Regions from separate parts of the Homo sapiens genome. Here region 2 is linked to region 1. A link is an interaction called in ENCODE POLR2A ChIA-PET data of the cell type or tissue named here. Cell type or tissue: PC-9. All regions are shown on one strand.

What was found. ChIA-PET counts read pairs that join two places held together with the same protein. Peaks named below come from ENCODE experiments on the same cell type or tissue, not always from the same donor. Only the 100,000 strongest peaks of a DNase experiment are listed, where the experiment ranks them.
Region 2: POLR2A ChIA-PET joins it to region 1 with 5 read pairs; 3 of 35 experiments call an interaction of 5 or more read pairs at or near these places.

What each region holds. Positions count from the first base shown.
Region 1 is chr11:34,136,802-34,144,801 of GRCh38, reverse strand. It overlaps NAT10 (N-acetyltransferase 10), which reads right to left. Exons shown (of 29, transcript NM_024662.3): 21 at 7,776-7,824; 22 at 5,515-5,611; 23 at 5,307-5,417; 24 at 4,230-4,402; 25 at 3,594-3,713; 26 at 2,985-3,083; 27 at 2,454-2,527; 28 at 1,274-1,357. Among named protein-coding and RNA genes, the nearest start is that of NAT10, 35 kb to the right of the region's middle. In PC-9, no CTCF peak of the experiment used is centred here; no DNase peak of the experiment used is centred here.
Region 2 is chr11:34,319,048-34,327,047 of GRCh38, reverse strand. The region is part of intron 1 of ABTB2 (ankyrin repeat and BTB domain containing 2); the gene reads left to right. Among named protein-coding and RNA genes, the nearest start is that of ABTB2, 35 kb to the left of the region's middle. In PC-9, no CTCF peak of the experiment used is centred here; a DNase peak (open chromatin) is centred at 3,207; H3K27ac peaks cover 427 bases.

The DNA of each region.
Region 1 (8,000 bases):
CCCAAATCAGCTGTGAAAGCCTCAATTCCAGTGGCTCTGGGCAGGGGAGGCCTCATTGTACTCCCAGGGAAAACTGATGAAGGTTCCAGCCTAAGTTATTTACAAATGCACCACTCTGCAGATAAGAAGCTTGGAGTGAAGATTTTCAAAGAGTGGTCTAGGGACTGCTGGGGTCCCTAAGACCCTTTCAGGTGTCCACAAGGTCAAAATGTATTTGGATTAGTATGAAAACAGTTATTTGCCTTTTTTCATTTTCATTCTCTCACAAATATTCAGTTTTCCAGAGAGTATAAGATATGACAGCAAAATAGTGTCAGTGAAGACACAGACATTAGTATCCGGCTGCCTTCTGTTAAGCCAGATATTGAAGAGATTTGCAAAAATGTAAATGTAAAACAATGCCACTCTTCTCACCAAAATTTTTATGAAAAAGAGTATTTTTCAAAACGACTGAGTCCGTTATTACTGTGAACAAATGAATTTTTTTTAAATTTCTCAGTTTTTCATTTATTTTCTTTTTAAAATTTTTTTGCAGAGACAGGGTCTGCTATGTTGCGCAGGTTGGTCTTGAACACCTGGGCTCAAGCGATCCTCCTACCTCGGCCTCCCAAAGTGCTGAGATTACAGGCGTGAGCCACTGCACCTGGCCAGTTTTTCATTTCTAATATGGGAAATTTCCATAGATATAACCAACAAAAGTCCTTTGGGGACCTTAATTGTTAAGAGATAAAGGAACTCAAAGACCCAAAACCTTGAGAACTGCTGGCTCAAAGGAAGGACAACGTAACAGTTAAACCTATGGCCTTGCAGTGGAGAAACCTGGACTTGATTCTGGCTCCGGCTCTCACTAGCTGTGTGCTTCTTGGGAACTTAACCCCTGAGAGCCTTGTTACTTCATCTTAAAGCAATGACAGTAATAAAACAGCCCCCTTATGCTGTCATCCTGAGGGCTGAATGATGAAAGCCCATAAGCAAGTCTCAGCCAGTGGCAGCTTCTGGACTGTTCCCTCAAGCCCTTCTCCATGACAGGCCCAGTGCCCTGGCATGGCTGACAAATACAAAGAGTGAAGAGATCCATGCCTAAGAGATGGCCCTCCTGGTCTGTGGGACATGCACTGCAAGGGTAATGGCCAGGGGACTCTCAAAGGGAAGAACCATGACTTTTCTGTCAAAGCTTTTGCTCCAACCTCCTATTTTCTAGTCAAAGTTAAAGAGAAGCAGAGAGGCCAGAATGCCTCTTCCGCCAGATGCACATCAGACCCTGGGCCCTCACCTTTTCAGGCTGATGATCGAGGCGTTCGGCCCAGCTTTGTTCAAAACTTCATTCCACTCTTCATCGTCCCCACGGATTATGTATCTAAAAAAAAGAAGGGAACTATCAAAGCCTGCTAGAAAGAAGAGGGGACTGCTTAAGAGAAAATAACGACAGTGACAACATTCTTATCAGACACTTCCTGTCATGAAAGCCAGGCTGAGCTGTGTCAGCATTTGAACAGCAGAAAGGACAGAGGGGACAAGCATGCAGGAGGGCCAAGAGACATGGTGCTTAGCTCTATGGATAGAAGCTCCACAGGAGCGAGGGTCACCAGGCCTGCTGGCAGGGGTCAGTGAGGACAGTCCTGCACAGAAGGCAGCCTGCCTGGCTCTTCCCACATGACTCTCATTAACATCCACCAAAGAAGCTTCCTGTCACCCCCACAATCTTCTCACTCACTCCCACCTCCAAGCATTTGTCCACAAGCCCTTGAACTGTGCCTCTCCCCTCCCTCCCTTCTCTTTCAGATTTAGCAGTCCTGGCAAATCAAGGTTTTGATATTGCAAAGCTGAGGGCAAAAACTAGAGCTCGATTCTCTGTCCAAGGACTCCTGGCCACCTCCACCTCACATACCCAGCAGCCACCATCACTAATGACCCAGAAACAGGACTACAGGTCACAGAGGCTCAGAGGCCATGAATTCTGGAGTTATTATTCACATCAATCCAGGCAGTGGAGGGAGAGGCAGCACCACTACAGCTGAAGCACAAAAGGGACTAGGATTCCCAGACGGTTTTAGAGCAAGGGGTGTTTTGCTTGTTTGGTTGGTTTTAGCAGTAGAATCCTTTCTTCAAACAAAGTCACACGTAAAAGCCAAATAGAGTAAGTAACCATTAAAGGGCCTGCTCATCCAATCGGCACCCCCACTCCTGGAAGGACCCGAGGTGTGACCTGGAGCCTTGGGGATCAGAGAGTGCAATGTGTAAGTCAAAGTGGCGGCACTAGTCTCCGGAACCCAACTCTTCCAAAATTATACAAACAGGCAATTAGAAGGTCAAATAGAACTGTTAGCATCCCTAAAACTGATCCCATGAAAGACACTTTCCAGGGCACGTGGGATATGATTAGAAGAAACGTGTAGGCAGATTCTTAGGGCCCCAGAAGCCAAGGCAAACCCTCTGCTTCCCACAAGCCTTACTCAGAGAGGTCCATGCTCTTCAGCTTCCCTACTTCCTTCTTGTGTTTCTCCTGAAATTCCTTTGCTGCTTCATCCTGTGGTTAAGGACCCATAAAGAGACTAAGTCAGAGTCAAGGATTGAACCAAACACAGGAAAAGGTGAAGCTGGGGTGGAATGGCACAATGATGAGAAAACATTTCCTTCTCTTCCATCTACCTGCAAAAACCTTGTAGGCAGCTTTGATTATTTTAAGGTAGCTCTGTTATAAACTATGCATTTAAGAAGTCACCAAAAAAGACAAAACATTTCCAACAGATGCTGGAATCCTACATTCACAACACACACACACAATCAGTGGGAGGCACAACTCTAGGCCTGTGTGTGCTCAGACAATGCTGGGTCCGTTTGTCCAATTAAACCTACAGAATAGCACTTAGCTCAATTAGTGCAGAGGACTCTTTCTAAAGGGGAAGGGGAAGACAGTCTGAATTCACAGCCTAAGGCAACTGATGGAAATGCTGGGACTCCCGAGGCCATGAGCAGGGACATACTAGGTCGTCACTGAGGGTCTTCATCGTGGGCTCCATGACCACATCCTTCGCTGCCACCATCTGCTCCTCAATGGCCTTTTCCTGAACTTCATTAAATAGCTACAAAAGACAACCAACAGAGAAGCAGAAGATGAAGGAGCAGCAGGGACCCAGTCACCCGTGACCCAGACACTTGGTGTCTTATAGAAAGGTGTGCATTTTGAAGACACAAAGCAACACTCTACAGTTTAGGAATGTGGATATTAGCGGGAAGAGCTGAAGAACACAGACTGGATATGTACCAAATTCCTAATAGGGATGCCTCTGGGAGAGGACACAGAACTTCACAGATTCTTTAGAGCTGAAGTCCTGTATTTGCGCGCGCACGTGTGTGTGTGTGTGTGTGTGTGTGTGTGTGTGTGTGTGTGTGATGTGTGATGAGATGCAGCAAACACAGCTAAATGCTAACATGTGTTCTGAAGTCCTGGATTTGTGTGTGTGTGTGTGTGTGTGTGTGACGAGATGCAGCAAACACAGCTAAATGCTAACATGTGTTCATCTCGGGAGCAGGGAGTGGGTTTGTTGCACTATTTGAGAGACATCAAGCCCCTGCCCTCAGGCTGAGGTTACCTTCACAACTTTGCGGATGATCCGGTTGAAAAGTCCCATCAACTGGCCCGAGGGCAGCTCAATCTCCTTTTCCAGCTGGTCCACAGACTTATGCTGCAGGCCAATCCCCAAGAGAAGAGCCTAAAGGATGGAAAATCTGCTGGGTGGGCCTCTAGGACACGCCCTTGCCCATTAAAATGGCGCCAAGAACCAGAGTACTCTCTTGACCAAAGCTATTGGTACAAAGGTAGACTAGCACTGTGTATATTGGCATCTTCTCTTTCATCCTGTTACTGAGACCACCAAGAAATGCTGTCTTCCTAAAATCCCCAAAGTAACTTTTATCCTGACAAATACCTGCTTCACAACTACATTAAAAGTTTGGGATGTTCCTGAACCTCTGCTAAGGTGGAGTTAAGTGTCAAGGCAACGTAGTGGGGTGGAAGCTGCAGCTCTCTCACTTTGTATGGCTGGACACATTACTCGACTTCAGAGCCCAGGTTTCCTGACCTGTAGAATGAGGATGCCACTACCCACCTATCAGATGTATGAGGAATTAAAGGCACACAATTATGTCCAAGTGCCCAACCCAACACCCAGCAAATGAACAGCTCCACAATCCTCGCTTCTCCTCCACGCAAGCAACAGATAGCATACCGACTGAGCCGCAGACAGGGCCAGGTCCCCCAGCTGGTTCAGGAAATAGATGCGAGAGATGGCCGGGATCATGTCCATGATGAGGTGATAGTCCACCATATTCCGTGAATACATCTCCAGCCGCTTCAGGTCATAGGGGAGGAAGAGTGCTTCCAGCTCCTCCCGGCTCAGGGCTGTCCATGGGATAGAGAGCTAGACAGGTTAGGTCACCCGGCGCCCTCATGAGATAGCACACAGCCCCCAGGCGGCACCCTAACACACAGGAGCATCTAACAGGGCCTGGCAGCCATACCACACAGCCCTGGCCCAGAGGGGCACCAAACCTGCTCCTGCCATAGAAGGGGCGGCTCCAGGCCACGTGTGGGGAGGGGACGGCTGCCACAGGACCCTTGCTCAGTTCCCATACTGAACACATGGACCAAGGAAAAGCTCCCTGTGGCCCAGGGTTAGGGGAACACAACTACACTCTTTCCCTGCTTTGTCACTTCATTTGGTGTCACAGAAAGTGTGTAAGCTCTGCCCAGCTCAAGATATACGGATTTCTCCATCAAAATATAATTGGCAAAAAAGTATATACACACACATATACACATATATGCATGCTATACCTAAATATTTATATATAAAATATGCAATAAAACTAATCTCTTACACATTTTTTGTTTTTTAAGTATTCAAACAATCTGTATGCACAAAGCACTTCTGTGTGCTGTTGGCTACAGAAGGCTAGCAGCATATTCTTATTACAATTTCATGAATCAGGAAACTAAACCTCAGAGATGGAGCACCTCACTCCCCTAGAGCACAGATGTAAATCGGCCTCCATAACCAACCAGCTACATGAACTAAATGGACACCTCTGACATTAAATTGCACAGCCAGAGTCTTACCATGAAAATGAAAGACAGCACAGCCTGGGACAGAGCAGGGGCCTGGCAAGCGGGTGGTGACCAGCGAGTGACTGCAGGCTAGAACCAGTCCCTCAATTTCCAGCCCAAACCCTTCCTAGGACACCACACCCACCTCCCACACAGCCAAGCCATTCCCAACCCTCCTCCCTGTCCCCACCCGGCTCACCAGGCTGGGCTGGCTTCCCCATGTTCCTGTTCTGAATGATGTTCAGAGCCAGGGAAGGAGAGAAGGTACTGAACTGGTAGGAGAGCAAGGCTAGGAACCGCCGTCGGAAATCTGTGGGGTGCCATCACGCAGAGTTAGAGGTCTGGAGGCATCCCCGGCAGCCCCCAATCACCTCATTGTCTCCCCCAAACCCCTACTCCTCAGTCACCTTTCCAGAAGGCTGCAAGCCAGCCTCCCTGGTCAGCCTCATCCTCATCAGTGAGCGTCTTCAGCATGATGCACGAGTGCTCTCCGGTCAGGTCATTCTGGGCAACACAGAGGTTTAACTGGCACCAAGAACCCCCTTTTTTTGAATAACCCATCATTGATGAAGGGTAAACACTCAGAGAAGAAAGGCTTAGTGCTTCCGCAGGCCTCTCCTTCTTTCCAGGCTGGGGGTAGGCGCCCTTCTCAAACAGCCCTCGCCTTCACCTTCCTCATATCACCTCAGTTCACACACAACAGCTGCAAAGATCACTGTCCTGCAATCTCCTCAAAAGTGTCACAGACACAGAGAAGAGCTGCTGGCTCTTCTGGGCCTGCCTCTTGCTCGGGACGTGCGGGAGGGAAATATGTGCTCCTCTCAGGTAGATGCTGAACTCAGTCATTAGGGCTTAAGCGCCACACAATCCAGTCAACATGGGTTTGATGCCTCACAGCAGGAACTCCAGGGCCAAAACCTACACCTCAGTGCTGGCAGCCAGTCTGCAAGTGCAGGCTTCTTTAGGTGTTAAAATTGTGACTATTTTTACATTTTTTACTCCATAACAACAAAGCCCCACACCATAAAAACACCACCAAGTCACAAATGAACAGTGCACAGTGCAAGACCACACGGACACACCGCAGACCACACCACAGCTCACTAGCTTGCGTTCTCCTTGCAGCTGACAGCCAAACTTACATCCTCAGCCTCCACCAAATGTACTGACAGAGACTCAACCCATCTCTGCAGCTCCCTGCCTGCACGGAAGCAGCCCAACACCCAGCAGTCCTCACCAGTCCCACTTTAAACCCTCGGACGGACACTGGACACTAGCCTCTGATACTGACTTTGCCCTCTCCAAAATCAAACCTCCAACACTTCCCTCTCAGCCGATGGACTCCCCTCATCTGGGAAGACAGAAGCACTCAGAAGACAATGTCTTCATCCTCCCAACCCCAGATCAGCCAGCCAACTGATGCCTTCCATTCCCACGCTCTCTGCCTTCCCTGTTCCGAAGGATGAAGTAGGTGGTCACCTCTCTTCCTGAATCTCGAGTCCCACCCACCACCTCCTCAAGGCCTGCACTCTGGCAGTCAGCCCCCCTCACCCATACCACTAATTGCAGGATCGAACCCAGCAGCAAAAAACATTCTCTAGAATCTCCCATCGGACAATCCTTCTTTAGCGCCCATCTCCCTCCAGCGACCTTGTTTCTCTGCTCCCTTTCGCTTCCTGAAAGAGTCGCCTGTTCCCCTTCTAGTTCTTCACCTCCTCTTCCCTCTGGCCAGGCCAAAGCCTCCACTCCACTGCAGCTGCTTCAATGCAGCTCACCGCTGCTGACAAATCCAATGGCCAGCTGTCCTCATCCTCCTCATCCTCTCAACAGGGCTGACTCCCATTCCCACTTTTTCACCTTGACGTGTGACACCACACCCGACTTTCTCTTGCGCATCAGGGCTGTTCCTTCTCAGTCTTGTATGTGCTGTGTCCTCCTCTTCATTCCTCTAAACGTTAGGGTCCAAGGAGTCACTCTCACATCCTTTCATTGGCTCCAGATATTTTTCATTCACTCAACAAAAGTATTTACTGAACACAAACTACACAGCAATTGCTACTCTAAGTGCGAGGAATACAGCAATGAACACAACAGACAAGAGCTCCGTGCCCTCCTGCAGTGCATTCTATTATGAATATGCTGATGGCTCCCAAAGCTCCATCTCTAGCCCCAAACTTCCCTACCTCCAAATTCCTGTAGTCAAATGAATGCCTAGTCCACATTTCCACTTGGATGTCCAATAGGCATCTCATATTAACATCAAAAAAGAACTCCCACTCTTCCCTCCAAATCTGCTCCTCCTGCAGTGAGTCCCATCTCCGACAGCACCTCCAACACCCAGTTTCTCAAGCCAAAACTCTAGGAATTACCCTTGATCCTCCTGTCCACTCTCCTTTCCCAGAATCTGATGAACAAGTCCACGTGTACCTCTGCCATTTTATGACTAAGCTCAACGCATGCACCGTGTAGTCGGAGAAGAAATGTGTGATGATGTGGCCTGTCACTGAGGATGGCTGTTTCCATGTCCATCAGAATAAACCTCTTCAGAGGCACAGCCACCTGCTCAGAGCGATGCAGCAGGGAGGCACTAGGGCTCTTTGCAAGGACAGGCCTGTCACCTACCATAACGGTAAACCTAAACTTCTCCTCTGCTGGATGCCTCACTCACCGGGGTCTGTCTCAGATAAACAGGAACAAATCCAGCTCGTTTCCAGAACCTGCAAAGATACAAAGACAGTAGGTCACTGTGTGTGGCCTCTGGGGAGTGGCTGATAGACACACAAGGGCAAGAGCCAGGAAGAGCACGCCACAAATAGCAGGCTAGCACCGATACCAGCTACCAACAGAGACACACAGCCCACAGAACTCTTCTTTCTCAATGCCAAGGAGTGAT
Region 2 (8,000 bases), 180 kb before region 1:
GCTATAGTGTAGTGGCGCAATCTTGGCTCACTGCAACCTCCACCTCCCGGGTTTAAGCGATTCTCCTGTCAGCCTCCTGGGTAGCTGGGATTACAGGAACCCACCACCACGCCCAAATACAAAATAATTTTTGCATTTTTAGTAGAGACAGGCTTTCACCATGTTGCCTAGGCTGATCTTGAACTCCTGACCTCAAATGATCTGCCTGCCTCAGCCTCCCAAAGTGCTGGGATTATAGGCATGAGACAACGCACCCAGCCCTAACTGATATGTTTAGAACATTTACATTTAATCTAATTGTTTATGTATTTGGATCTAGTTTCTGTTATTTTATTATTTGTTTCTGTTTGTTCTGTTTTTGGCTACTCCCTTTCTCCTTTCCTGCCTTTAGATTATTTAAACTTTTTTTTTTTTTTTTGAGACAGGGTCTCCCTCTGACACCCAGGCTGGAATGCAGTAGCATGATCTCGGCTCACTGCAACCTCTGCCTCCCAGATTCAAGTGATTTTCATACATCAGCCTCCCAGGTAGCTGGGACTACAGGCATGTGCCACCACACCTAACTAATTTTTGTATTAATATTTTTAGTAGAGATGGGGGTCTCACCACGTTGGGCAGGCTGGTCTTGAACTCTTGGCCTCAAGTGATCCAACTGCCTTGGCCCCCCAAAGTGTTGGGATTACAAATGTGAGCCACTGTACCTGGCTAGAACATTTTTCAGTATTCTGTTTTAATGTATCTATTATGTGTTTTGACTATATCTCTGTGGTTTTTTTGGTGGGTGGTCTAAGGATTAAAAACTACATACTTAATTTTCCATTGTCAACTTAGAATCGGTATTTTCCTAGATGTTTAAGTGGAATGTATAGAAAGCTCACCACTATCCCTTTACCCTTTGTATAAAATCTAACATTGTAGGAGACTGCTAGCCTATTAGAGTACAGAGAGAGAAGAAAGACCTGGAAGGAATTAAGAGTTGGTTTTACCTCACTCATTCATTCATTTAGTAAACATTTATCCAGCTTTTTCTTTATTTTATTTTATTTTATTTTATTTTATTTTATTTTATTTTATTTTATTTTATTTTATTTTATTTTTTGAGACTGTCTCACTCTGTCGCCCAGGCTGGAGTGCAGTGTTGCAATCTCAGCTTACTGCAACCTCCACCTCCCGAGTTCAAGTGACTCTCCTGCCTCAGCCTTCCAAGTAGCTGGGATTACGGGCATGTGCCACCACACCTGGCTAATTTTTGTATTTGCAGTAGAGATGAGGTTTTGCTGTTTTGGCCAGGCTGGTCTCGAACTCCTGGCCTCAAGTGATCTGCCTGCCTCAATCTCCCAAAGTGCTGGGATTGCAGGCGTGAGTCACTGCACCCGGCCTATCCAGCATTTGACCAGGCAGCAGAATCCCCTCTCCTGGGCTGGATAATCTATAGATCAATACAGTAGTAAGAGTAGTAATAGTAATAGCTAACTTCATTAAGCACTTACTATGTGCCATGCACTTTTCTAGGTTCTTACAGGTAGTATATTGCTATTTCAATAATGCTATGATGTTGGTGCTATGATTATCTGCACCTTATAAGTGAGGAAACTAGGGAACGGAGAGCTTAACTTGCCTAAGGTCACGTCGGCAGCAGATAGCAGAACTTTGGGCCCACTGATTTTTAATCCTGCATTATCACAGAACCTCCATGGGGAAAGAACACATACTGGAAGGTATAGCACTGGTTCTGTCTTGGAGAGCATTTATTCTCCACCACATTCAGACCTTCCTCTGATAGTGGCCACTGATGGACCACTAAAGAGGCTCTTTTTTCCCAAACTAGTTATTTTTCCTATCCTCCTGTAAATATTCATAGGATATCTTCTTTGTGTCAGGGATTATGCACATAATATCAGAGCTCTGAGAACTTTGACTTTGAATCTGAAGTTAAAACTGGGAAGTGTCCAGGTATGGTGGCTCATACCTGTAATCCCAGCACTTTGAGGGGGCCAAGGCAAGAGGATTACTTGAAGCCAGGAGTTTGAGACCAGCCCAGGCAACCTCAACAACAAAAAAGAACAAACCAAAAAAAGAACTGGAAAGCACTCTAACTGTGACCGAATCAGTGCACTTTTCAGATGTGGACTCTGAGGTGGAGGGAGGTGATACAGTCTGCCACGGGCACTCCAGTAGAGGCTGAGCCTGCCGGGACATAGGCCTCTGACTCCTGCTTTGGTGTCTTTGTGCGTCTTTGTGCTTTCTTGGCAGAAAGGTAGGGGAAGCTAAAAAGTAGCAGAGCTGGAAATTCTGATCTGTAACTGAACAGGGACAGCCAGCGGTCCCCAAAGGGGAGCCTCTACTTGCATGCCAAGCCTCAGAAGGCTTTGGCAGCTGGGCTGTGCTATTTAATAACCTCCTGGAGGCTGATCCAGTGGTCTGGCAGCATTACTGACCAATGCTGAGGTTTATTTGTAGGCTTGGGTTTTGCATTTCCTGAAGAGGCAGGAGTGGACCCTAGGAAGAAGTGTTGGAGGGGTAGCTCAGTCTAACTGGCACCTGTTTTTTTAACAGCATGACTTACTGTGGGAATGACAAGTAGATATCACCTCATGGACCAAGCCTGATCAATCATCACTGTCTGGAGCACTGTGGTGAATTCAGGCTCAGAAGAAAGAATTCAGAAATCCATTGATGATGCCTATCATGGGCCCAGGAATAGGGGCTGGAAACTTGTCTGGCAGATATTTACCACTAGTGTGAGGGTTAAAGTAAGCCTGGGATTTTAATTATAGCACAATAATATCTGTCCTCATAGGACTGTTGTGAGGACTAACTAAGAATTTATGTAAAGTAGCTGGGCATGGTGGCTCATGCCTGTAATCCCAGCACTTTGGGAGGCTGAGGCAGGCAGATCACTTGAGGTCAGGAGTTCAAGACCAGCCTGGCCAACATGGTGAAACCCCGTCTCTACTAAAAATACAAAAACTAACTGGGTATGGTGGCAGGCACCTGTAATCCCAGCTACTTAGGAGGCTGATGCAGCATTGTTTGAAACCAGGAGGCAGAGATTGCAGTGAACCAAGATCATACCATGGCACTCCAGCCTGGGCAACAGAGTGACACTCCATCTCAAAAAAAAAAAAAAAAAAAAAAAAAGAGGGAATTTACGTTGATGTAAAGTGCTCATTAGCTTAGTCATTTGTTTTGCTTTGTGTTGGTAAGGGCTTTTCAAAAGAAAGAAAGTTCAGTTTATTCATTCAAATATTTGAGTGCCCTCCATACACCTGGTGCTAATTTGGCCCTGGAGAAAGATTGTGCAAGCTATACTAGGTCACTCTTCTCATGGAGATTGTTCTACATGGAAGAAATAGACAATAATTAGTAAATAAACAAGTAGGATGACTTCACATAGTGATAACTGTATTGAAGAACAACAAAAATTAGGCTAATACGAGACAGAAGGACTATGAAGGGGGAGGAAACCCCTGTGACAGGGTGACATTTGAACAGAGAACGAGCCGATAGTGCAAAGATCTTGGAGAGAGAAGAAAAAATGTGAAAGACTCAAGGAGAAACAGCCTTAAGGCATAGTGAACTTACAGAAGGCAGGCCAGAGACACCATGCCCTAGTTGCTAAATGCTTTCATTATAAAAATTTAAAAACATTAAAAAAGTATACAGGCTTACGTAATAACCTCTGTATATCCATCACATAGATTGAACTGTTAGCTCTGTTTTGACTCTTGCTATCTGCACCTCCCTTTTTTGGCTGTACTTGGTTAAAGCAAATCCCAGACATCATGACATTTTATCCCTAAATACTTCAGTATGTATCCCTTAAAAAATAAGCATTTGCGGCCAGGCGCAGTGACTCACGCCTGTAATTCCAGCACTTTGGGAGGCTGAGGCAGGCGGATCACTTGAGGTCAGGAGTTCGAGACCAGCCTGGCCAACATGGTGAAACCCCGTCTCTACTAAAAATACAAAAATTAGCCGGGCATGGTGGCAGGTGCCTGTAATCCCAGCTACTCGAGCTAAGGTACAAGAATTGCTTGAACCCAGGAGGCAGAGGTTGCAGTGAGCCGAGATCGTGCCACTGCACTCCAGCCTGGGCGATAGAGCGAGACTCAATCTCATAAATAAATAAATAAGCAAGCAAGCATTTGTTCCCACCTAGGCAACATGGTAAAACCCCATCTCTACAAAAAAATACAAAAATTAGCTGGGTGGGTGGTACGCACCTCTGGTCCCAGCTACTGGGAGGGTGGGGGGCTGAAGTTGGAGGATCACTTGAGCCCAGGAAGCAGAGGATGCTGTGAGCCAAGATTGCACCACTGCATTAGAGCCTGGGTGACAGAGAGAAAAAAGCGTTTCCTTACATCCTAATGTAGTTTCTTGCATTTAATTCTCACAATGCCATTGTCATGATTAATAATTTATTCTTTTTCTCTTATTATTTTATTTATATATTTATTTATTTATTTATTTGAGATGGAGTCTCACTGTGTCACCTAGGCTGGAGTGCAGTGGTGCAATCTCAGTTCACTGCAACTTCCACCACCCAGGTTCAAGTGATTGTCCTGCCTCAGCCTTCCTAGTAGCTGGGATTACAGGTGCATGCCACCATGCCCAGCTAATTTTTGTATTTTATTAGACGTGGGGTTTCACCATCTTGGCCAGACTGGTCTCGAACTCCTGACCTCAAGTGATCCACCCTCCTCAACCTCCCAAAGTGCGATTAACAATCTCTTAATACAACCTAGTACTTAGTCTATACCCAAATTTTCCTGCTTGCCTCAAAAATATAAATTAGTTTGAATCAGATTCTAAACAAGGTCTGTGTATTGCATCTAGTTATTAACCAGATCATGTGTTTCATGATGAAAAGGTATTTGACGTCAGACCTACCTTATCTGGATGGGTTTTGCGTGCCTTTCTGGCCAGATATGTAGCTTAGATCGTTAGAAGCCCTGAAGGGCTGTGAACCCCTGCCAATACTGTCAGGTTATTTCCCAGAGGGATATTCAGAAATCCTCTGCCCTTCCTTCATTGTTGCTAACAAAACTGTGGCTCTTTCGGTGTCAGAAGCAATGGGGGTATGAGTTTGGGCTTTCTCTGCTGACCCAGAGGTGAGTCCCGACTGTCCTGAAGGCTGTCACGATTCTAGTCCCATTGAGAGTGATTGGTTTCAGAACAGGCATGTGACCCAGTTCAAGCCATCAAGGCCTGAGGGAAGGATGCTAGGTGGAGCTTCTCTGGAAGGGTTTCTTTTCCCTTGGTTTGGGGTCTTGAGACTTGAATGGTATATGCGAACATCATGTCTAGAGCTGCGGCAGCTGCCATCTCATGACTGCAGGGAAAATCAGGCAAAACCCAACATCTTGATGCAGGCCAAGGTGGGAGAAAGGACATAACTTGGGTCCTTGATGACACTGTTGAGTCACAGAACCAACCAACCCTGAAACTACCCTACCCAGCTCTTCTTACAGGAGACAATAACGCCCTGGCTGTTTAAGCCACTTTTAGTTGTTGGCTTTGCATCCGGGTGCATCCCAATGATACATCACAGGCATCTTTCTGGATAAAGCAATATTGTCTCTAATAGGTTTTTATTTACTTTGAGACAGAAAAGAAGTAACCTTTAAAGTCTATCCTTATTCTCTTGCTTAAACCACTGTTTTTATTTTTTCCAATTGGTTGGTGAATATTTCTCCTTTTTCCTGTTGAACTTCAATTGAATATGGCACACTCTCATGAGTTGTCTATAAACATTTAAGAAGCTTTGGCTTCTGTGGAATAAGAAATACGCAGCTGTTCATTCTCCCTTGCAATGACTTGACCCAAAGTAAAACATCTTTTTTTGTTTGTTTGTTTGTTTTTGAGATGGAGTTTTGCTCTTGTTGCCCAGGCTGGAGTGCAATGGTGAGATCTCAGCTCACTGCAACCTCCGCCTCCTGGGTTCAAGCGATTCTCCCACCTCAGCCTCCCGAGTAGCTGGGATTACAGGCATGCGCCACCATGCCCAGCTAATTTTGTATTTTTAGTAGAGACAGGGTTTCTCCATGTTGGTCAGGCTGGTCTTGAACTCCCGACCTCAGGTGATCCACCCACCTCAGCCTCCCAAAGTGCTGGGATTACAGGCGTGAGCCACCGCACTTGGCCAGTAAAACATCTTTAAATGGCGCAAAGTAAAACTTTGTGGAAGATTTTGGTGCACATTGGCTGAAAGACAGATACAAATGGTATTGGGGAAGATTGGCAAGCTTGAATGTGCTGCTTGCTAACCAGAAGTAAGGCATTCTCAGTAGTGAGCTGGGATTGCCCAGGGGAGATAAAGTTAGTCTGGTATGTTCTAGAGAGTTCCACGGACGTCTAATGTGGACACACGACACCCATATGCCTGCCTGTGGGGTAAGTCCTTCGTGAAGGTTAGGTGAGAGAATTCAAGAGGCAGCCAGCCCACCCAATGGCACCTTGAGCTTTCAAGTTCTACTTTGCTTTGGAGAAGAAATTCTACTGTGGTGAGGTATATCCATCCAAGTGACTTTTATCATAAATCTCTGTACACCTGTGGAGGCATTGAAATGGTCTACAGCTGAAATGGCCTTTTCAGCTCAGATCATCCAGGGATAAGGTTTTAATCATCAACCAGACTGCTTCGGCCACTGAGTACATTTTTAGGACCCTGCCTTCTGACTTCAATTCCCCCAGGAAATACAAAGCATTCAAATGTTAGCCCAAGGGTAACATCCTTAAGAAATAAAATCTGCTCTTTTCTCAAAACCTGAGTGCCTTCCAAAGCCAGAATTAAATTTCTATTTGGGTCATCTGTGCACATATTTTGGGGAGACATAAATCATATGCAGCTCTGTTAGAGATCTCAGGGAGTGAGCTGTGTGTTAAGAATAAAAATAAAATTAAGTAACGTGTGCTAATAGATTAGTATGTTTCAAGTACTGAACTAAATGCTTTATACTCACTAGCTCATTTTAATACACCTGCTCTCTAAAAAGTGGCCAGGCACGGTGGTCACGCCTGTAATCCCAGGACTTTGGAAGGCCAAGGTGGGTGGATCACCTGAGGTCAGGAGTTCGAGGCCAGGCACAGTGTCTCACACCTGTAATCCTAGCCCTTTGGGAGGCCGAGGTGGGTGGATCACCTAAGGTCAGGAGTTCGAGACCAGCCTGGCCAACATGGTGAAACCCATCTCTATTAAAAATACAAAAATTAGCTGGGCGTGGTGGTGCATGCCTGTAGTCCAACCTACTTGGGAGGCTGAGGCAGGAGAATCACTTGAACCTGGGAGGCAGAGGTTGCAGTGAGCAGAGATCACGCCACTGAACTCTAGCCTGGGTGCCAAAGTGAGACTTCATATAAAATAAAATAAATATAAAATAAAATAGTCCTGGTGTCTCATTTTCCAGCTGATAAAACAGAGGCTGGGAGGGGTTAAATAACTTACCACACAGTGTGAAGAGTGACAGTGGGAAGCTCACGCTCAGGTCTGGCTGACTCCACAGCCCGCCTTGGTAATGACTTCAGAGGTGACAGACAGCACTGCATATACTTGGTGTATGTTGGCTGTTCCCTTTTTGTCCCAAACCTGTCCTTGGCTTGGAGCTATCCCACACCTAGGTTTCTCCTCCCCTGCTGCCTAGATACTGGCCAGTGCAGGCATCAGCTGGTCCTGGTGGGACCTGCCCCTTTATGATAAAGCCAAAAGAGATCCCAGTAAGCTTTGGGGTCTCTTCTGACTTTATCACAAAGGGGGAGGTCTCTGTGACCTTCTTCACCTGGCTGTATAATGACCATCTGAAGTCGGTGGGGTTGTGGGGAAGAAGGCCTGAGCCAAGGCTTCTTGTGTGTCAGATCCAGGAAGCATTTTATTTCATTTCATTGCCTTTCCCTGGGTCATCTGTTGTAGAGTCTGAGGTGGTGTCTACTCCAGCGCTGTTCCTATTACTCTGTGGGGCTGACAAGATGTTATCCCCCAGCTCCAGGGGCCTTGGCCATCA